2 separate regions of the Homo sapiens genome follow, and region 2 is linked to region 1. The links are chromatin loops, found by intact Hi-C in ENCODE. Cell type or tissue: heart right ventricle. All regions are shown on one strand. Each heading gives the region's core, and the rest is flanking DNA. Links, peaks and the distances in the headings are about the cores only. Region 1 overlaps ZBTB20 (zinc finger and BTB domain containing 20). Region 2 overlaps ZBTB20 (zinc finger and BTB domain containing 20).

Region 1 (10,083 bases), core at 3,456-5,955:
ACATGTGTTGGTGGTATTTGCTATGAAATAAGGGGAGAGGTCCACAGAATGTAATTATGGAAAAATATACCATCAATTCAAACACATACACATGCATATAGGCATATGCATGTGCGTCAGTACATATTTACCCCCAGGTCTTTATACTTACAAGCACTTTTCTAGGAACTGAAGCTGCATAGGTAAAAATATGTTTCTGTTGCTAAAGAGTGTTCACAGGTTGGTGGGAAAAATAGACATGAAAGTTTTTATGCAAAAAGATGGGTATTGAAGTAAAAGTATATGCAAGGTGTTATGTAAGTTTGCCTGGGAAAGTTCTTGTTTAAGTCTGTAGTCTTGGTATAATTATTTATAAGGCCCTTTCACTGTCAAAAGTGTCCCTGCTTGGACAATAAATTAAATGGTCAATCTATAAATAGCCATATCAATCAAAGATGCCTGAGGTTGTCAGGAAAGATTTTCCACAGAATAGGACAGAAAATCAAAGAGATTAAGAATGCTTTGCCACCAGTACTACCTGCATCCAAATGGAAATGAGAAATGGGTGTGACTGGCTTTTATTTCTCCCCGGCTTGTCAGAGGGATAGAGTGGGAATTTAAATCATGTTGGGTGAGGAGAAAGGGACAAGGCAGGACAATCTAAACCCAGTTGTTGGTATGTAATACACACAAGGGTTGTCATTAAATGAGTCATTAAACTAATAATTTTCTGAAGCTCTGAACTGAAATTTAGGGTGAGAAAGAACTAGACGCACTGGGGGGATTTTAGAAAGATAGATTATGATATGGTTTGGCTGTGTCCTCACCCAAATCTCATCTTGAATTGTAGTTCCCATAATCTTCATGTGTCGTGGGAGGGACCTGGTGAGAAGTAATTGAATCATGGAAGCAGTTACTCCCATGATTTTCTCGTGATGGTGAGTGAGTTCTCATGAGATCTGATGGTTTTATAAGGGGCTTTTCCCCCTTTGCTCAGCACTCATTCTCTCTCCTGTTGCCCGGTGAAGAGGTGCCTTCTGCTATGATTGTAAGTTTCCTGAGGCTTCCCCAGCCATGCGAAACTGAGTCATATAAACTTCTTTTCTTTATAAATTACCCAGTCTTGGGTATTTCTTCATAGCAGCATGAGAACAGACTAATATGGATTAAGATTCAGCATAAGGAAGAACAGAACAGAAAGAAGTATCCTACAGTGGAGAGTTCCGTGCCCTGGTGGTATGCAGCAGAGACTGAATGATCACTGTGAGCACCAGATTAAGACCCAGACCATGGGTTGTTTAATGTTCTTTACCATATTTTTGCCCTGGGATCTTAGGATTCTTCAGGCATGGGGATTTTTCAGTAGCTATTAAGAATTCTGTGTTTGGGAGACATCAAGAAGTTAAAAAAAATTGGAAATACTATAAGAAAAAATTTTACATAAGCTAAAACCACTCTTGTGACCCACTCTGAGCATACACTAAAAGAGACCAGGGAATATAATGCAGATCTCACTGAGTTTATTATTTGCCACCCATCAAGGAAAGGAGCCATTCCACACATAATGTTCAGGAGACATTCCTCACTCAGGTTTCCACTGGTTGGACACATATTCATTTTAAGACTGAGTAACTGCAAATGCTTGCTTACCAGCTTGATTTGCATAGCTCTGAGTTACATACGAATGGGACTCATGGCAAAGCTATCATTAAAGAGAAACAAAGCAGAAGACCGAACAAAGGATACATTCTGTGCAAAGTTTGAAGTTGAGACTGTTTCAGTGATCCTTGTCATGGTAAGAAAGCTGTCCGCCCCTTCCCCCACCTAAAACAGAATAGCAGACAAGTGACAAAAGAAGGCCCCCTGGAAGTAATATGGGAGCAAAGAGTAGGATGAACTAAAGGCTATACACATGAAGAGAGAGAAAGGAATTGTCATGGACACAAGGAGATGCCGCCAAACACCCTCCATTCATAGCACGGAGATATGTGATTAGGTTAGAATCACTTACCTCTTCCCCAGTGCATTAAAGTAGGAATAGGTCAGGCCTGGAGAAAGGAATGACATCTTGATGAAACTCAGCTTTCTCAGAGGCCTAACAAGGATGGCAATACAGATAGAGCTAGAATCTTCTCACTGGCCCTTTTGTATCAAATTAGTGAATTCCTGTATTTCCAGACTGAAATGTTTTCCAGTAAGCAAGAGAGAAAAGGCTTCTGGAGGCAGTGGAAATGACTTTCGTTCTTCTATGGTTAAGAGTACATGGGCTTTGGAACAATGGAAAACTGGTTTCAAATCTCTGCAGCTTACATATTTATGGTGTGAAGTACTTAACTCCCTACATTTTAGTTCTCACATCTGAAAAAATATTGAGCATGCATATGCCATAGAATTATTGTAATGATTAAATTACACATGTAAATTGTATAATACACATAGTGTCTGGCACAGGATCATTCACAATAAAATTTTTATTCAATGAGTACTATTATCGCTTTCTGTAACATTCTCTAGTAGCCCTTTCTAAGCTCTGCTTCACTTTACATCATTACTTTTGTCTAGTCCTTGACATTCCACCTGTTCCGGCTTTGACTTGCTTCCCCAGATAGTGTACATCTGTGTCTGCTTCAAAGCCTCATTCTGTTATGTTCTTTAAGAGTTATACCTAGAATTGGGCCAGGCACGGTGGCTCACACCTGTAATCCCAGCACTTTGAGAGGCCGAGGTGGGCAGATCACCTGTAGTCAGGAGTTCGAGACCAGCCTGTCCAACATGGTGAAACCCCGTCTCTACTAAAAATACAAAAATTAGCCGGGTGTGGTGGTGGGTGCCTGTAGTCCCAGCTGCTCAGGAGGCTGAGGCAGGAGAATCGCTTGAACCCGGGAGATGGAGGTTGCCGTGAGCCAAGATCACACCATTGCACTCCAGCCTGGGTGACAAGAGTGAGACTTCATCTCAAAAAAAAAAAAAAAAAAAAAAAAGGGAGTTATACCTAGAGTTATGTATAAATTCAGTACCAACAATGGGCAAAAATGTAAAATTGTAGAAAGAATAAATGATGTTTAGAGAGTATCATTCTTGTTCTTGAGTCTGAAGGCACTCTTCATCTTTTGTAATATTGACCCTGAGACCATTTATGTCAGATGGAAAGGAACATGTGCTGTTATTTTCTACCTTCGTCCCAGGAGGTTAAAATGACTTGAAGAAACTCAGCAACTTCAGGTGAAGGACCTAATGAGAGGATCTTGAATTCTTGATCTCAAATCTGCCAGGGTCTCCATTCACTATTAAAAAGTCAGCCTAGTGAGGATGGCCCTAGTTATTAATTTGATATTATATTACTTTATTTTACCACAGTTAAAATGTTCTCTGGATTAGTATTGACCCTATAGTTACCCACAAGGTATAGAGAGAAGTCAGTGGAAATTCTCTTCTCAACAGCTAAAGTGGTCCTTGTCACCAAAACAGTCATATGCTAAATCACATGTCAGTGTGACATCGCCAGGCCTTAGCTTCTCAGGATCTACTTGTTACAAGTGAGTTTATGTGGCTTGAAGCATATGGCCTTGATATATGATCCCAGAGCAAAAGGGCAAGGTATTTCAAGCTGGCCATAATTTTATTGTCTCTCACAGGCTTGCTTTGTAGTCATTCCAATAAACTAGATGGGAAATTTTTGATGCTCCAAGCTATCCAGTCTTCAGGACTTCATTTCATGATTCAGAGTCCAGCTAAACAACTCAAGAGTGCTTTTGTGTGACACTGACCACAGGAACAAATAATTGCTTAGTAATTCTCTTTGAGGTAGAAAATTCTAAACATGGAGGAACCATTTCCCCTTAATGGGAGCCAGAAATCCTCTAAGTGCTTGAAATGGCATTCACAAGTCTGAATGGTAAACAGATAAAAACAGGAGCGCACCAGTTGCACAAATGACTTGCTTGTCACAAACTTGTCATTGCAGTAATCTAACATTTCTTTCACAGAGCCCGATGGAAAGTATGGAACAAACAGGCCCTGCTGACGTTTTGGCTCTGCTAAGCCTTCCTCCGAGCTAAAGCATCTGCAGCATCTTCCTGTTCTAGACCCTTTATCTGCTGAAGTTAGCTGATACTGTACATGTCAGAGAAATGTTTGACTATTGCATTAACAAGTTGATGACAAGCAAGTTATTCCTGCAACTGAAATACTGCTGCTTTTAGCAGGCTGCCATTTTGACCTTCATTTTATTATGCAGAAGAACCCTAACAGAGCAGAGCACTGGGGAGAAACCAGTGTGGTTGCCCCAGGCCCATACAAAGACCACCTGCCTAGGGATTAGGTATAGTGGTACAGGGGGCATACCAGGCAGGTCCATTAGAAGTATGGAAGGGATTCCTTGTAAAACATAAATGTGAATACATTAGACGGTTTCAAAGATTGTTCTTGCAGGGGTAAAATGAACTGCACAGAAATAGATTTCTTCCTGCATCCTCTGAACCCCACACACATGTGCACATACGGCTGTGTATGCTTTATAGAATGATATGAGATGGGAAACTTAAATGAAAATTGTATATACCAGCTCTACACATAGTTTTTGTCAATTGTTGGAGTTCCTGTCATCAGTAGCTTCCCTTAACCTCCTCCTCACTCAGCATAATATCTGGAGTTATCTAAACCTAATCAGACCCATGCTCTTGTCCCCTCAAGAGCACTGTTATCTCCATTAGCCTCCTCATAGAAAATTTAAGCAGCCCTCTCTAGGACATCACCAGTTCATTTCCAACCTCAGCTGCCAGCAGGGAGTACTCCTACACTGTGTAACTTCAGCCTCTCGCCGTTCTGTTTGAGGAAACTTCCTCCCCTCAGGGACCCACACTTGGGGTTCCTCGAGTGTGTAGTCCAGAGGGTCCCAGCCTTTAACAGGAGCCTTGCCTGTAAGAGAAGCCTTGCCTATTGCCCCCTATGGTGTTTTGCCTTTGTTGATGCCATAGGTATATCAGCACTTGGAACAACAGAGAGTTTGCCCTAAGACTTTGGCCTTTTCATAAAACTGAGCTGCTCTTATTCACCAAGGTGTCAGCTGCCTTGTATTCTTTCTAGACGCTTCAGGTCTGTTAAGGGTACACTGATAGTGTTTTGTCTGATTTAAATATTGACGCAAAAAACTTGCATTCTCGTACTTATTTTCTGGCTGGTGCCCCAGGTACTTTCATTTTCAAAAGTTCTGTGTAAAAATGATAATCATTGTCCATCCATGAGAACCACATTTCTTGCCAAAGTGGTGATGAGGCTTAACTTTCTTTTAGACTTGGCAAATTGCACACATTACTGTCTCCAGGGTGAAATGTTTTACTCCCATCCCAAATATCTCTTGATGTAATCTATACCTTAGCTTTGTGGAACAACTACCTCAGAGGACAGGTGGGAAGGGTGTGAGAAGAGAGCCTTTTTTTTTTTTTAACAGAGTTAGGGATATTGTCCCTGGAAAAAGAGGTGAAGATAGTTTGAGGCAGCATTTAAAGTTTCTGCAAAAGGAAATACGTGAATGAACAATTTGAATTGTAAATGGAATTTCATCAGCTTTTTCTTTCTAAAGTTCCTAATAGGATTTCCATAATGATTTTGTGTTTTCCTTCTTAGTAGAACTTAAATGGCAAATAAATGATACACTATTTTTGATTTAGAAAAAAATAAAAATCTTTTCTGTGGGAGCTCTCTTTTTAAATACACATTAGGGGATAGATAATGGCAAACAAAAAAAAGTCTTTCTTCCTATTCAGATGGATAGCTATCAGTGTGTGTATGTCTTTTTAATATTTATTTATTTGCTTATTTGATCATTTATTTGTCTATTTATTGTAAGGAAATTAACAAAGGAAAGAAGAAAAACACCTCATGATAAATTAATCTCATTAGATACGTAGAATTTTAGGGCTAGAAAGGAGTTTGATGATCAAGCTATGACTTTATATCACACTCACTTTAGAAATGTGAATGTATGTGAATTTTGAGACCCAAAGATGTTTAATCAGATGAACCAAGATGCGCAATAGGATTGTGGCAGAGCTCGGCCTAAAACTTTCATTTCAGGCAATACTCCCTCAGAGATTACATTACATTTTTTAAAGCTTTATTTTAAACAAAGACAGTCTCATTTTAATAATTTGCACTGATGTGCTTAAATCTAATAGAACATTTGCTATTATAGTAACTGAGACCTCACATTGGTTACACCAACTAAGGAATATACATTTCAACAGTTTGAAGACATTTCTTTCTAAGCCGTTTCTTATTTGCATAGGGTAAGGAACCTTAGTTAGTTCAATTAATTTTTATCTTTTGTAAGATTTCAAAGAAACACTTGCACCGTTCCTATTTACCTAAAAACATGTTTTTTAAATGAATCTGTTTCTTTAATAAGTATTCACTTAAGTAGGTCATACTGTAACGTTCTTGGTGATAAAAAATCTTTTATCAGGATAAAAGAAATCTTATTTTTATTCCCACTTTTAGCCATGTTTGAGTTGGTCCTTGTAATTGTTGGTTTCAACAAAACACTAAGTCAAAAAATCAATGTTTGTGTTTATTTTTGTTTAATACATGAGAAAAAAGTCCATTGATCTTTTTGCAGTTATGATACATAAATACTGTATTTTTCACTTATGCGAAACTTAATTTTTGAGGGTTTCCTTTTTGTTTCATTTCTCTGTTTCACATTTTTCAAACATCTGTACCATGGTTAGTGGTTAGAGTAGCAGTGGCTGGCACTTTTCTTCCACAATGTGAGAGAAAGAAAAGTGACTGGAATAAAACTTTGCTTTTCATATGGTTGACTTGAAATGCAGCATTGAAAAGGTATCATCTCTTTCTTTTCTGAAACCAGAGGTGAAACCCGCCAGCCAATAGCAGTACTGATACCAAATCACCTGTTGATTCTGTTAATTCATGTAAGTAAAGTCTGGCAATGCATGCCTCACTTCATCAACTGAAAAACCTAAATGGATGATCTTTGTGCATTGGCAGCATCTGTCTATATCAACAATATATCCCTCTGGTCACTCACTTAAGGAAGCCTGAGATTCTATAGTCAGTCAAGAAGTGAATGAAAACTTTTGCTTTTGATTCAACAAAATAATCACTTTGTAGGCATGTTTGGCTGTGAAGTGCTTACTAATATTGGGCTCTATTATCAGAGATAGTGAAGAGAAGATGACACTAGTGCTTTCCTTTACCTCGATTAATTCTAGTTAGGAAAATCTATGGTGTTTGCCTTATACATTTTCTAATGTAAAATATTTAAAACACAGGCTGGGCATGGTGGCTCACGCCTATAATCCCGGCACTTTAGGAGGCCAAAGTGGGCAGATCACTTGAGGTTAGGAGTTCGAGACCAGCCTGGCCAACATGGCAGAACCCTGTCTCTACTAAAAATACAAAAATTAGCCAGGCATGATGGCACGTGCCTGTAAGCTACTCGGGAGGCTGAGGCAGGAGAATTGCTTGTACCCAGGAGGCGGAGGTTGTAGTGGGCTGAGATGGCACCATTGCACTCCAGCCTGGTGGACAGAGTGAGACTCTGTCTTTAAAAAAAAAAAAAAATTAAAACACATGGAAGTATAAAGGATAATATGAAATACAAGAATCCAGAACCCAGGTTAAACGAAGTTTAATAATTTGGAACATTTGTTTCTGAACCTATTTTTTATTATTTTATTATAGGTTACATACAGTGAATTAGACAAATTAAGTGTATACCTTGATGAGTATACATGTGACAACACCCAACCCAAGGTGCAGAATATTTATAATACCTAAGAAGAATCCTTTGTATGTGCCCCTTGAAGGTGAAATTTTCCAAAGTTTTAACAAAAGGTAAAGAACAAGCAAAACCACTGTAACCTCTATCATCATGAATTAGTTTTACATAAGCTATATATTTTGGTTTATATGAAATGTATTCTTCTGTATGTATTACTAAAATTTATTTATCAATTCTCTCATTGTTGGACATTATTTTAATTGTTTCCCAATCACAAACAAGACCACAGTTAACATTTTTATAGACATATATACATAGAAGTAGAAATGCTAAACTTTAAGAAATATGCATTTTGAACTTTACTAGGTATTGTAAAACCTCCCTCCAATGTATTTGTACCAATTTATATTCTCAGTAACAATCTATGAGAGCTTCTCCACATGCTTCACAACATTTGTGATGGTCAGACTTTTTAAAATTTTTGTCAGTCTGATCGGAATTGAATAATATCTCATTAACTTTTTTTTTTTTTTTAGTTGTAAGCCATTGGGATTTTCTCTTCTGTGTTGCCTAATTTGCATCTTTTGTCCATCTTTCTGTTGGGTTATTTGTTGTGCTGTTGTTATTTTGGAAGAGTTTTGTTTGGCTTGATTTGGTTTTTGGTATTAGTTGTTGCTGTTGTTGTAATATTCTGGATTTTCATATTTTGGGCCATAGAGATTACAAAGATTTTTTCCCAATTTGTAGGTGCCCTTTTAACTGTGGCTTTAGTAGTATTTGTTTTTATAAAGCTTTTAATATTAACTCAACTAGGCTTATTGATATTTTCCTTCATAATTTGTGCTTTTATGTCATTTAAGAAATCCTTTCACATGCCAAGGTCATTTACCTTTCTGTATTTTCTTCTAACAGTTTTAAAGATTTCCCATTTACATTTAGATCTCTAATCCTTCTGGAATTATTTTTGGTTCTGGTACCCTACATGCACCCTATTTTATTCTTTTTCCATATGGATAACCCAGTTATCCCAGCATTATTTAAAAAATTAGTCATTCTTTATTAACTAATTTATAATGCCATCTTTTGCCTATATCAAATCTGTTTATATGATCTTTATTTGATCCGATGGACTGTTTTTCTATCCTTGTACTAACACCATAACCCTTAATTACCATAGCTTTATAATATTCTTTTTACTTGGTAAGATAAGTCTCTCTACCTTGTTCCTTTTTAAGATTCTTTTAGCTCCCTTGGTCTTTTGCTATTCAATATGAGTTTTAGGGCTAGTTGGTCAAGTTTGGCAAAAGTCTTGCTGAATTTTATTTGTAATTACATTAACATTAGAAAATAATCTGGGGAGAATTGACATTTTTATAATGTGTCTTGCTGCCCAGTGACATACTATATCCCTCTATTTGTGATCATCTTCATATCCTATAATCATGTTTTAAAATTTCCATCATAAATTTCTTGAACCTATTTTGTAAAATTGTTCCTCATATAACTTAGATTCTTACATTATTATATTCATATCTGTTTTCCATTTCATTGTTTATTGGTTATTATTGTTATATATTCAGCAACTTTGCTGAGCTCTCTTACTACTTTGAATAACTAAACTGGTAAATTCTCTTAAGTTTTCTACAGCAACATGTATGTCAGCAGTAAATAATGACAGTCATTCTCTTAAATTCTAATTCTTAAATGTTCAATTTTTTCCTGTCATATTGCATTACTAAACCTCAGTATAGTGTGAATAGGATAGTCACATTAAGAATATCTATTCTGTTTCTTATTTTAATGGAAATGTTTTAGAAACATAACATTTGCTTGGGATTTTGAGAAATCGAAATTATTGTATTAAGGAAGTTCTTAATATGTTCCTAAACTATTTATAGTTTACTAAGTGTTTTTAATCAGAAATACTAGTTAAATTTTATCTAATGCATTTTCTGCATCAATAATATGATAAAATTTTCCACTACTATGTTAATATTTTATAAGATATTAATACATTTCCTGATATTAAACAGTTCTTATATTCTTGGAAAAAATATTCTTGCTCTTGGTGTATTTTTTAATCTACTATTGAGTTTAATTTACTGACATGTAGTATGTTTACATGGGGAGATCAATCTTTAAATTTTATTTTCTTAACTGTTACTATAGAGTTTTGCTGTGACAATACTGGCCTCACAAAATAAGCTGAGTAACATTTCATTTTTTTCTATATCTTAAACAGTTTTCACATTATTGGGATTTTTTATTCTGAGTATTTGTCATCTGAACTTGGTAATTTTCATCAGTAGGTTGTAGGTAGGCAGACTTGAATATCAGAATAAACCAATAACCACAGAGGA
Region 2 (10,083 bases), core at 2,597-5,096, 190 kb after region 1:
CCAAGCTGCCTTGAATTCACCAATGTATTGTGTCTCCAGACTGATTCAAAGAGATAGAATTTGGAATGTGACTAGAAGGCAGTAGCAGATTCTGTAAATAGTTGCTACACATTCTGTATACCAGGCACAATAGCACACAGTGGAACCTCAGACAATACTTACCCTGACTTCCTTAAGTAGGAAAATATCCTTTTTCTTTTCATCAAGTTACCATGATTTAATGATTATGAATGGTAATTTTACCATTGGTATATTCCAGTGATTCCTTTCATGGATCACTTGATGTTCCTAGATTATTTTAATCTTATCGCCATTTGGTGTTAACTAATGCAAATTCTTACTTTCACCTAAGAACGGAGCTGCCTTTGCTCTTCTGTATCTAGCCTTTATCCACATCCTTAGACACACATGGTATCATTTTCAGGGCAATGGCAGTGATGGCGGGTAGTGTTTCTTCCCAATATTGTGATGGAACATTTCACCTGGGCTGTTAGCATCTTAAACTATTCCAATAGCTACAGAAATTGGGTTTTAAACCATCATGTCTTAATGCCATCCATTTCTGTTTATATTAACCGATGACATGGTTATAACATCCTACTGTGCTCAAAAAGCTGGGGTCTCTGTAGTGTATAAAACAAGGTTCCTACCCAAGAGGATGTACACCCTCGCTAATAATATAGCAAACAGGCAGTAAACCATAACCATTTATTGAAGTACTTAAAAAGTGGCAGAAAACATTATGGGCTAAAGCAGTCTTCACAAGGGAAAATTTCATAAAGGATACATTTTTATATATGGACCCTGAAGGAGAAAAAAGTCCTATATAATTTTTTGAAAGGTGATAAAGGTATTCCAAGCAGCCAAACTGGTATATACAGTAGCTCAGAGATAGAAATGTGCTTAGTCTTTCTGACACCCTATAAGTTAACCAGTTTAGACCATGTGGAGTATTAATGGAAAGGAAATCTGAGAGGACTCATTTGATAGGGAGTCAGTGAATTTCCGAGCCCAGGCTTAAGAGTTTGGAACCAGGGGAATCCCTTAAAGCATCTTTTCCCGAAGCATATTCTGAGGTTAAATAAGTGTTCCATTAAAAAGGGGGATGGGGGAGTCTGTAATCCGGTAAGCCTGGACAAAGATTAGGCTTCCAGCACCTTAATATCCTGTGTACACTTGCGAGTTTGAAAATAGAATATATAGTTTTCAGTGTTTCCTAAACTTACTTGACTGAGGAACTTTTTTTGAGATGCATCTTGAAGTTCCAGTATGAAACACACTTTAAGATACACCATCTGAAAAGATTTTTGAAGGGCAGGAGTTGAATGCGGGACAAAAAAAAAAAAGGTATGTGGTGATGATTAATCTAGTACTATTAGAAATTGATATGCTATCAGCTACAGAGAAAGTATCCCTGATGAAACCAAAGGAAGATAAAGAGAAGTAGAGAGAATAACCTTCAAGATACGAAGGGAACATGGGAAAAGATATATCCTGAGGAAATAAAATAATGAAAATTCAGAGATATTAGAGGAGATGAGAGCTAATAAGCTTACCACACTGCATGGTGTAGATCCTTTTATTAAACTAGGATGCTAGCTCATCAACTGAAAAAGAGAATGGGACTTCATAAAGGAGAACAAACTAAGAAAAACTGCCATAGGTTGTACCTGGAAACAGTGGGCAGGAGCATAGGTCCAGGTAGCATGCATGTGTAGCCTTTTGTTCTGAGAGTGGGAGCAAATGGAGAATGGTGATACAGATTCACAGTTGATGAATGTAAAAGGAGGCACTGCACATAGAAAGTTAGAAAAGGAAGGAAATCTGCATGGTTACTGAGGACAGTGTTGAAATGGTTGATCATGGGGCAAGATCAAACTGGACAAATACATCTGGTAAGGCCAACTGGGGCCTACTAATGAACCAGCTGAAAACAATAGGTTCCTTGGGCTTCTGGGAAAGTGAGTTCAATAGCTGGGTGTGGAACATCTGATGTCAAATGTGAGGCCTCAAAAGAGTAATTTAGAAGGAGTATGAGAGCTAAGAAAAGGGGTGATAAAGTCTGTTGAAAAGAAGTGTTAATGAGTTTTTGGATTAAATTATTAATACAGGGAGGGAAAACATAAATCAAGTGTAGAAGGTTTTGAGAAATTTCAAGAAATATTCAAGAAGACATGAGAGAGCCATGAAGAAGAATCTAGCCTAAGCCAATGGTGGGGATCACAAATGAAGAGGAGTGGAATGAAGGCAGATCAGTGGTTTGGTGATTGTGAGCCTGGTATAGGTTAAGCTCTAGAACATGTGGTTAGAACCTGGCCCTTAACTCTGCTTTGCTACCCTCTGCCTTCATGACTGATGACCAATAACTGTACCTTTCCTGAGTATCAGTTTCACCTCCTTCGTCTATAAAATGGGAATATAATTCCCAACTTCAAAGAGTAATTGTAAGAAAATAAAGTTATCTGTGAAAAGGCTCAATGCCTGCCACACGGTAAGCATTTAGTCAGTAATAGCCAAAGTTACTATTGAAGTGATGGGAGCAGGAAGAGGGAAATGATGTTCACTTTGGGAACAGTGACAGAGTGTGTTATCTGGAGTAATGCCACTGTGATGTTTCTCTGTACCTTTTTTTCCATTTACCACAAACTATAATGGTTAATTCAGAACACATACTCACTGTAAGAGGTAAGGTATAGGAAACTCTGATAATACCAAATAAAATGCTGTGTCATAAATCATGCTCATGTTAGAATTCTCATTACAAAGTTTAAAACGATCTTATTAACATGACCTGTGGCAGGCTTTCTGGATAAGAAGGTTCCAGTATCCGGTGACATAATAGAGGGGTTCCCATCACCAGGCCAGATTCATTAATACCAGAAATTCATGATTGTGTGTGTGGGTGTGTGGGTGTGTGTGTTTACATGTACTCTGATCCAAAAGATCTCTTATTTTAAACAAGAATCAACTGTATCTGATAATGCTAACGCTCATGGCATGGGATGTGCAACTTATATTAACAGAGTTTATGAACTGTCAAAGAGGAATCAAGAGGTCTCTATGGAGAAAATTAACATAGATTTAATGTGACAAACAGTGGGATTGTGATTCCACCTTGTGTTGGCAGGGCCATCCCAGGGGTCTTCAAGCCATCAGAGGTGTTTCTTATGGACATGGGTATTAACTAGTGGTTAATTAAGGAACTAAAACCTAAAAAGTAAAATAGTTATCACAGCATCAGTAAGCTGACGATGGTGTTCCTGATTAGTTTATCTGGCCGTGATGTCTTTGGTGCCTTATTCATTAAATGGTTTTCTCACCACTTTCCAGAGAGGTGGGGCTGGTGACGTAGACTTGGGAATTTGTTTCGGGTAATTAGCTAAAAAGTTAAAAGTCAAATAGACTTCCTTAACATGTTTAATGGTTTAACAGGTTGATGAGCTACTTAATTCCCACATCTTCCTTCTCAGGGGACTATTAGAGTTTTAAGGGACCTTAAAAATCATAAAACCAACCTCCTCTTTTTGCAGATAGAAAAGCTGAGCCACCTAGAGGTTAAATGTCTCATCGGAGGTCATCAGCTAGTCCTGATTTTGCTTTCTCTTTTCTTATCTTACACTTTCTAACTCTTTTTTTTCTAACATTGTATTCCCCACAATGACCTCTCTGCTAAATATTTCTTAGATGTATCCTTTTTATGAAATTTGCTGTGCCTCAAATTATGATAGTGGGCCTTTGCCAATTAGTAACCCGTCCCCACTAACTCACCACTACATTTGGGGCAAAGAAACGAGGGAAGTGGAACAATTTTAAATTTACTATGATCTTTGAGACAGCTTTATCTTCACCTGGGAATTGCTGTTAGACAATTAAGGTTAGTAAAGCTCATTGAATTTCTCAGAGGGAAGGTGTTATTTGAATTATTACCAGATAATTATTGTTAAAAATAACAATAATGTAAAAAAATAGGAACTTTACATGTTAGAGACATTATCATTTTGAATTTCCAGAGAGAGGGGAAAACCCTTGGGGATCTAAAAACAATTTTTTGACAGTGTGCTCTATGCTAAGAACTCCTTGAATTCTGTGTAATGCCTGATGACCTGACAAACTGGCCTAGAATCAGAAGCCAGTCGGCTGGCTGTGTGAACTGTTAGCCAAGTTATTTGGCTTGAACTGCTCCTTCAAAAACAACCCTAGTAGAAAGGAGAGTGTCAGAAATAAGACCTGTGGTCCCAGACCAGTAGCATCAGCATCACCTGGGAGCTTCTCAGAAATGCAGGATCACAAGCTCCACCCCAGACATGCTGAATCAGAAGCCCTGGGTGATTCGTTTGTTCATTAGAGTTTGAGAAGACTGTTAGAGGACATTCTCATCTGCAATTAGAAAGGAGGAGGGAAGGGACTATACTTATTGGCAGTTTCTGAAATAGTTCCTTCTCCTGGAGTCTGTGCTCCCAGATCTTTCCAGTGGCTCTGAACCATCGTGGAAATAAGCATCTTCCTTGTACTGTGATCACAGCGGGAACTAGAAATGTGTCCCGTGTCCATGCTGCATTGGAACAGTTGTTATATAGTGAAAAGAGTACAGATTTAGACTCAGAGAGATCTGGGTTTGGATTCTGGCCTCACTATCCAGTAGCTTTCTAAACTTCGACCTGTTACGTAAGCCCATTAAGTCTCACTTTTCCTTATCTGTAAAATGGGTATACTAAAACATACACCATAGCATTGCTATGAGGGTTAAACAAGAACATACTCATTTATAAAAATGCCTGGTGCAGTCCCTGATAAAATTTAGACATCCAATAAATGCTAGCTGTTATTGTTACTATTACCTTTCTTGTAAACTTTAATCATGAACCCCCCATCTATAATTTTAGAACGATGTGGTGTGATTTCCTAGGACTGGGACAGGCCATACTCAAAGTAGACATCTGCAGAAAGTTCCTTACATTGATATGTGGCAGTGTATTTCATAACAGCTCTGCTCTCTAAGGGCTTCCAAGACAGATCTGCAGAAACGCCAACAATGAAACGGGCTGTAGAGAAGTGACCTACTGTCTGTTCGCCTCTGACACCATCAAGAAACTTGCCAGCTGGGTTCCAAGAGCAGATTCTTTATTACAGTGATGATGTAAGAAGCAGAGACAACAGCTGGATTTTCAGGTTCTAGGGAGAATTTGTGGCATCAGCAGCCCCTCAAAATTATCTTTTGACTTAAAAACCGAGTACACTGGATATGAAAGTCATTAAAAGAGAATAAATGTGAAACCCCATGAAGTCATTCTCACCGAATCTTTTTTAGAGTGTAACCACCCTTTAAGCAATAAAACATGACACACCATGCAGTGGTTCTGATTAATAGACGCTCAGGTGTGTACTAAGGCAAAAGGGGAAAGAAGATGGAGCTAGGTGACACTTTGCCAAAAATGAAAGTAAGATTATAGCAGCAGGATGTGGGACTGAGAAAGAAGGATTTAATTAAAGGACAGACATACTATGGTTGTATTAATTATAAAATGCACAATGTAAATCAGATTTTAGATATATTTAAAATGTACATTTATATAATTACACAAAGGATTTGTAAATTTGCCAGATAATTTTTCACTGCAATGTACTATTGATGAGTGATTTCCTTTATGATTTTAATGTAGTTGCCAGGGGGCAAAAGGAGAAGTAAGTTCTATCTGGTGAAGTGTCAATAATCTGTCCAGCCTTATGATGGGTTAGAAAGAACAATGAAGAGCTCTTGAGCCCATTTTGCTGTTTGTGTGGCTGCTGGGGTGATGCTATTTAATGGATGTCTCAATGCGTAGCATGGCTCCACCATACTGGCCAAAAAGAGTTTGATTAATGCTACCTACCAAGGTTTTCCTCTGGTGAGTAACAGTGAGTCAAGCGCTCACCTGGGAGATGCAGATGAGGTCTTGTAGTATTGGAGCTAACATTTAAGAGCTGAGCTTTTCTGGCCAAGTAATAATTACTGAGATTCCCTGGAAAAGTCTGTTTTCCTCACCTAGGTAAACACTATTATCCCCACAGCATGTTTTGTTGGGCTTTTCATCTTTGGGTGAGAGAAAATGATTCTGTTTGAGGATAAGGATAGAGAAGAGAAACAACTAATGTTTCCTCTACTACAAGAGAAGAACAAGGCAAGAAAATTTGAACAGACTCAGAGGCAATTGTCTATGCATTTCTACAAGTAAATTAGTAATATAAGGAAAGAAAAACAAGTAAACATTTAAACAAACCTAGAGAATGAGTACTAGGCTAAGCTAGGTGGAAAAAGAAGTGTTAATGTGGCATAATAGCAGATTGCCAATAGTTTGTTTCTACAAAGTAATGAATTTAACCACGGAATTACTGCATGTTTTCACCAAGAACTCCAGCTGAACACACAGCTTTTCCAAAGCATGAGAAATTTCTTTATTCTTATTTTCAGCCTGAGTTTATCACCCCAGTGGTATTTTTAACATTTTATTTGTTTTTAATTTTTGTGGGTACATAGTAGGTGTATATATTTCTGGGGTACATGAGATGTTTTGATATAGGCATGCCGTGTGAAATAATCCCATCATGGAGAACGGGGCATATATCCTCTTAAGCATTTATCTTTTGTGTTACAAACAATCCAATTACCCTCTTTTAGTTATTTTAAAATGTACGATTAAGTTATTATTGACTATAGTCACTCTGTTGTGCTATCAAATAGTAGGTCGTATTCATTCTTTCTATTTTTTGTACCCATTAACCATCCGCACCTCCTCCCCAGTGGTGTTGACAGTATTGTCATAATTATTTCTGCTGGTAATGTTAGAAAACTTTGCTTCCTTGTTTTTTAAATCCACCCTCATTTTTTAGACAACATTTAACTATAAAACATATTTATTAGTTCGGTTTGTTGAAGCAAATAAATGAAGCAAATTTGTTATATTTTGGAACACAATATATTTTTGCAGGTTACACACCCCAACCTCCCTCTCTCTGGTCTTGTCATTACTGATGATCTGTTGGGCCTATTGGTGCCAAGTAAGCACTGATAAATATTAGTCTGTGGCCTTTTATGTCTGTTATCCTTGCCCAGCCACTAACAAGGATGCGACCTTGAGCAAGTCAGTTCCCTTCATCTCTTCGTCTGAAAAATGAGGGGGTTGAAGCAGATGAGCTTTTAGGTCTTTTCAATTTAGTCCCCGTTTCTATGACTCAAGGCAAGAGGGTTTATTCTTTTTAAATTCAGTTCAGCAGATTATCAGCCTAGTGCAAACTTAACGTGCAAGAAGTCATGGCCCACTATAGGGTACTCAGAGTAAAAATTGTCTCAGCTTTCAAAGGGCTTATGAAGAAGGAAGACAAATTACACAAATAACCATTCTAATTGGTAGAATATGCAAAGGGAGTAGTACAGAATGTGCTAATAATATTTAAGAAGGGCACTCTCCTTTGTGAAATGCTTCATAAATGAGGTGGCATTTGGATGGCCCTTGAAGAAGCTACATGTAGACATTGAAAGAAAGGAAGAAATACCATGAACATGGTAGGAAAGAGTAGGACTTTGCTGGAGCGTAGAATGGAGTGTAGAGATAAGAGTGAGAAACTAGATTGGGCTACATTGTAGCAGCTTTGAATACCAAACTGAGAAGTTTGAATTTAATCCAATAAGCAAGGAGGACTGTAAGCAAAGAAGTGATATGTTTAGAAGGGCACTTTAGAAAAATTAATGTAATGTTTGTGTGAAGGATGGACAAGAGGTAAAGAAAAACTGGAAAAGTGAAACCAGTCAGGAGCTTTTCATAGATGTCCTCACAGTAGGTAGCAAAGGGAGAAATAGGGGCTGGTATAGAAAACAGGTATTGATTCAGGAATCACAATCAGAGTAGAATCTACAGGATTGGGTAGCTAATTGGATATAGGAAGAAAAAAAAAACGGAAGAATTGAAGATGACTCCCCAGCTGTAGGCCCACGTAACTGGATGAAGAGAATACCAATGGCAGGAAATGGGACGTCTAGAGAAGGAACAGATTTTAAAGGAAAGACAATGAATTAAGTTCTAAACTTTCTGAATTAGAAAAGCCTGTGTAGTATTTGATGGCGATGTGAACTTCTCAAAGTTAGAGACCCTGTTGTATTCATCCAGGTGCCTCATAGATGCTATATAAACACTGAATGAATGGACAAAGGAACGAATGAACCAATAACCAGCTGTTATTTAGAATGTGGGTGTGCAGCTCTGTAGAAAAGCTAGAACTAAAGATAGCAATGTGGATGCTCTCCATGGAGAAGTGATTGTTGAGGTCAGGGAGGACTGGGGTAGACAAAGCCTGAGGAGAGGATCTAGAGGAATGTCTACATTTAGAGAACAGAAGAAAGAAAATAAGCCAGTGAAGAAGGCAGAATAGCAGACTGAGGTATAGGGGAAAAAATAGGGTAATTCGGTGTCCTCAGGGTTAGAGCCTATGGAAGAAAATGGAGCCTTTGCAGTGAAGGACAGAGGGAATGCTCAGAACATGCCCAGATCAATGGGTGTCACTAGAATACATTAAGAACTAAGCAATAAAGAGAGAGACTGAAATGAAATCAAGAATATCAGAAATGTGGTAAAAGTACACAATGGAACACTATTCAGCCTTCAAAAAGAAGGAAATCTTGTCATTTGCAAGAACATGGATGAATCTAGAGGTCATCCATGATATATGGGGAAAAAATAGGCTTTTTTTTGTACTAGAAAAGCCAGGCACAGAAAAACAAATACCACGTGACCTCACTTATATGGGGAATCTATAAAAGCTTAATTTATAGAAGCAAAAATTAGAATGGTGGCTGCCAGACGCTGAGGAGACATCAGTCAAAGGACACAAAATTTCGGTTAGACAGGAGGAATAACTCCAGAGATGTACTGTACATCCTCATGACTATCGTTAATAAGAATGTAGTATATATTGAAAATTACTGAGAGTAGGTTTTACGTGTTCTCACCATGAAAAAGTGATAAATACATGAGGTAATTCTTTTTTTTTTTTTTTTTTTTTTGAGATGGACTCTTGCTCTGTTGCCAGGCTGGAGTGCAGTGGTGCAATCTCGGCTCACTGCAACCTCCGCCTCCCGGGTTCAAGCGATTCCCCTGCCTCAGCCTCCTGAGTAGCTGGGACTACAGGCGTGCGCCATCACGCCTGGCTAATTTTTTTGCATTTTAGTAGAGACGGGGTTTCACTGTGTTGGCTGGGATGGTCTCGATCTCCTGACCTCGTGATCCTCACACCTCGGCCTCCCAAAGTGCTGGGATTACAGGTGTGAGCCAGCACACCCAGCCGGTAATGCATATTTTAATTAGTTTGATTTAGCCATTCCACAATGTATACATGTATCAAAACATGTTTTATACCATAAATATATACAATTTTTATGTGTGAATAAAAAATAAATAAATATAATAAATGAAAAAAAAAAGAAAAGGATACTAGAAGAATCAACTGTGGGAAGGTTGAAGGACACTGTTTCTACTTCCTTCCCCCACTGTCACCCACAACTCAGCTTCTAAGTCAGAACCACAAAATCAGCTCCGCCCGCACTGACAGGGTACTGTTGATGTCCCAGGCTGCACAGGCAGTTAGGTGAAAGCACTGAAAATGGAGCCTGGACAACATCCTCTCCATTCTCCCTTCCGTACCTCGCCATTCTCTGGTGCAAAGATGTAGAACCAAACAACCAACCTCTCACTCAAGTCCCAAAGTTCTTTCCTATCAAAATAAATAATTGCCATCACCATCACCTGTTCATTTAACAACCTTATTTTTGTTTTTTGTCTGATCTAGATGCAGCCGCTCTCTGCTCCCTGCCCCAATGAACATCTGCACTAGGCCCAAGCCTTGGAGTAATTTACCTGAAGAGTGACACCATTGATTTTGAAACTACTGTGAGTACATTATGTCTCCAATAAAAGGCTTCTTAGTTCACTTTGTTTAATACACACACACACACACAGAAAATTGTGAAAGCAGGCAAAATTTTAGATGGCTTCATTTCTTGGATCAGCAGGGTAACCAGACTCAGTCCTGAGGTGCCCACAGCGGTTCTCAACT

What was found. Peaks named below come from ENCODE experiments on the same cell type or tissue, not always from the same donor. Only the 100,000 strongest peaks of a DNase experiment are listed, where the experiment ranks them.
Region 2: a loop joins it to region 1, with 1.9 times the contacts of the local background. A loop is called at or near these places in 13 of 110 quality-filtered maps.

Annotation. Positions count from the first base shown.
Region 1 is chr3:114,579,867-114,589,949 of GRCh38, reverse strand. The region is part of intron 6 of ZBTB20 (zinc finger and BTB domain containing 20); the gene reads left to right. Among named protein-coding and RNA genes, the nearest start is that of ZBTB20-AS5, 130 kb to the right of the region's middle. In heart right ventricle, for the core only: a CTCF peak has its summit at 4,759 (motif pointing right); a DNase peak (open chromatin) is centred at 4,811; H3K4me3 peaks cover 757 bases; H3K27ac peaks cover 2,500 bases.
Region 2 is chr3:114,388,839-114,398,921 of GRCh38, reverse strand. It overlaps ZBTB20 (zinc finger and BTB domain containing 20), which reads left to right. Exons shown (of 12, transcript NM_001348800.3): 8 at 9,817-9,917. It overlaps ZBTB20-AS1 (ZBTB20 antisense RNA 1), which reads right to left. Exons shown (of 9, transcript NR_038993.1): 9 at 9,944-10,083. Among named protein-coding and RNA genes, the nearest start is that of ZBTB20-AS1, 42 kb to the right of the region's middle. In heart right ventricle, for the core only: no CTCF peak of the experiment used is centred there; no DNase peak of the experiment used is centred there; H3K27ac peaks cover 1,275 bases.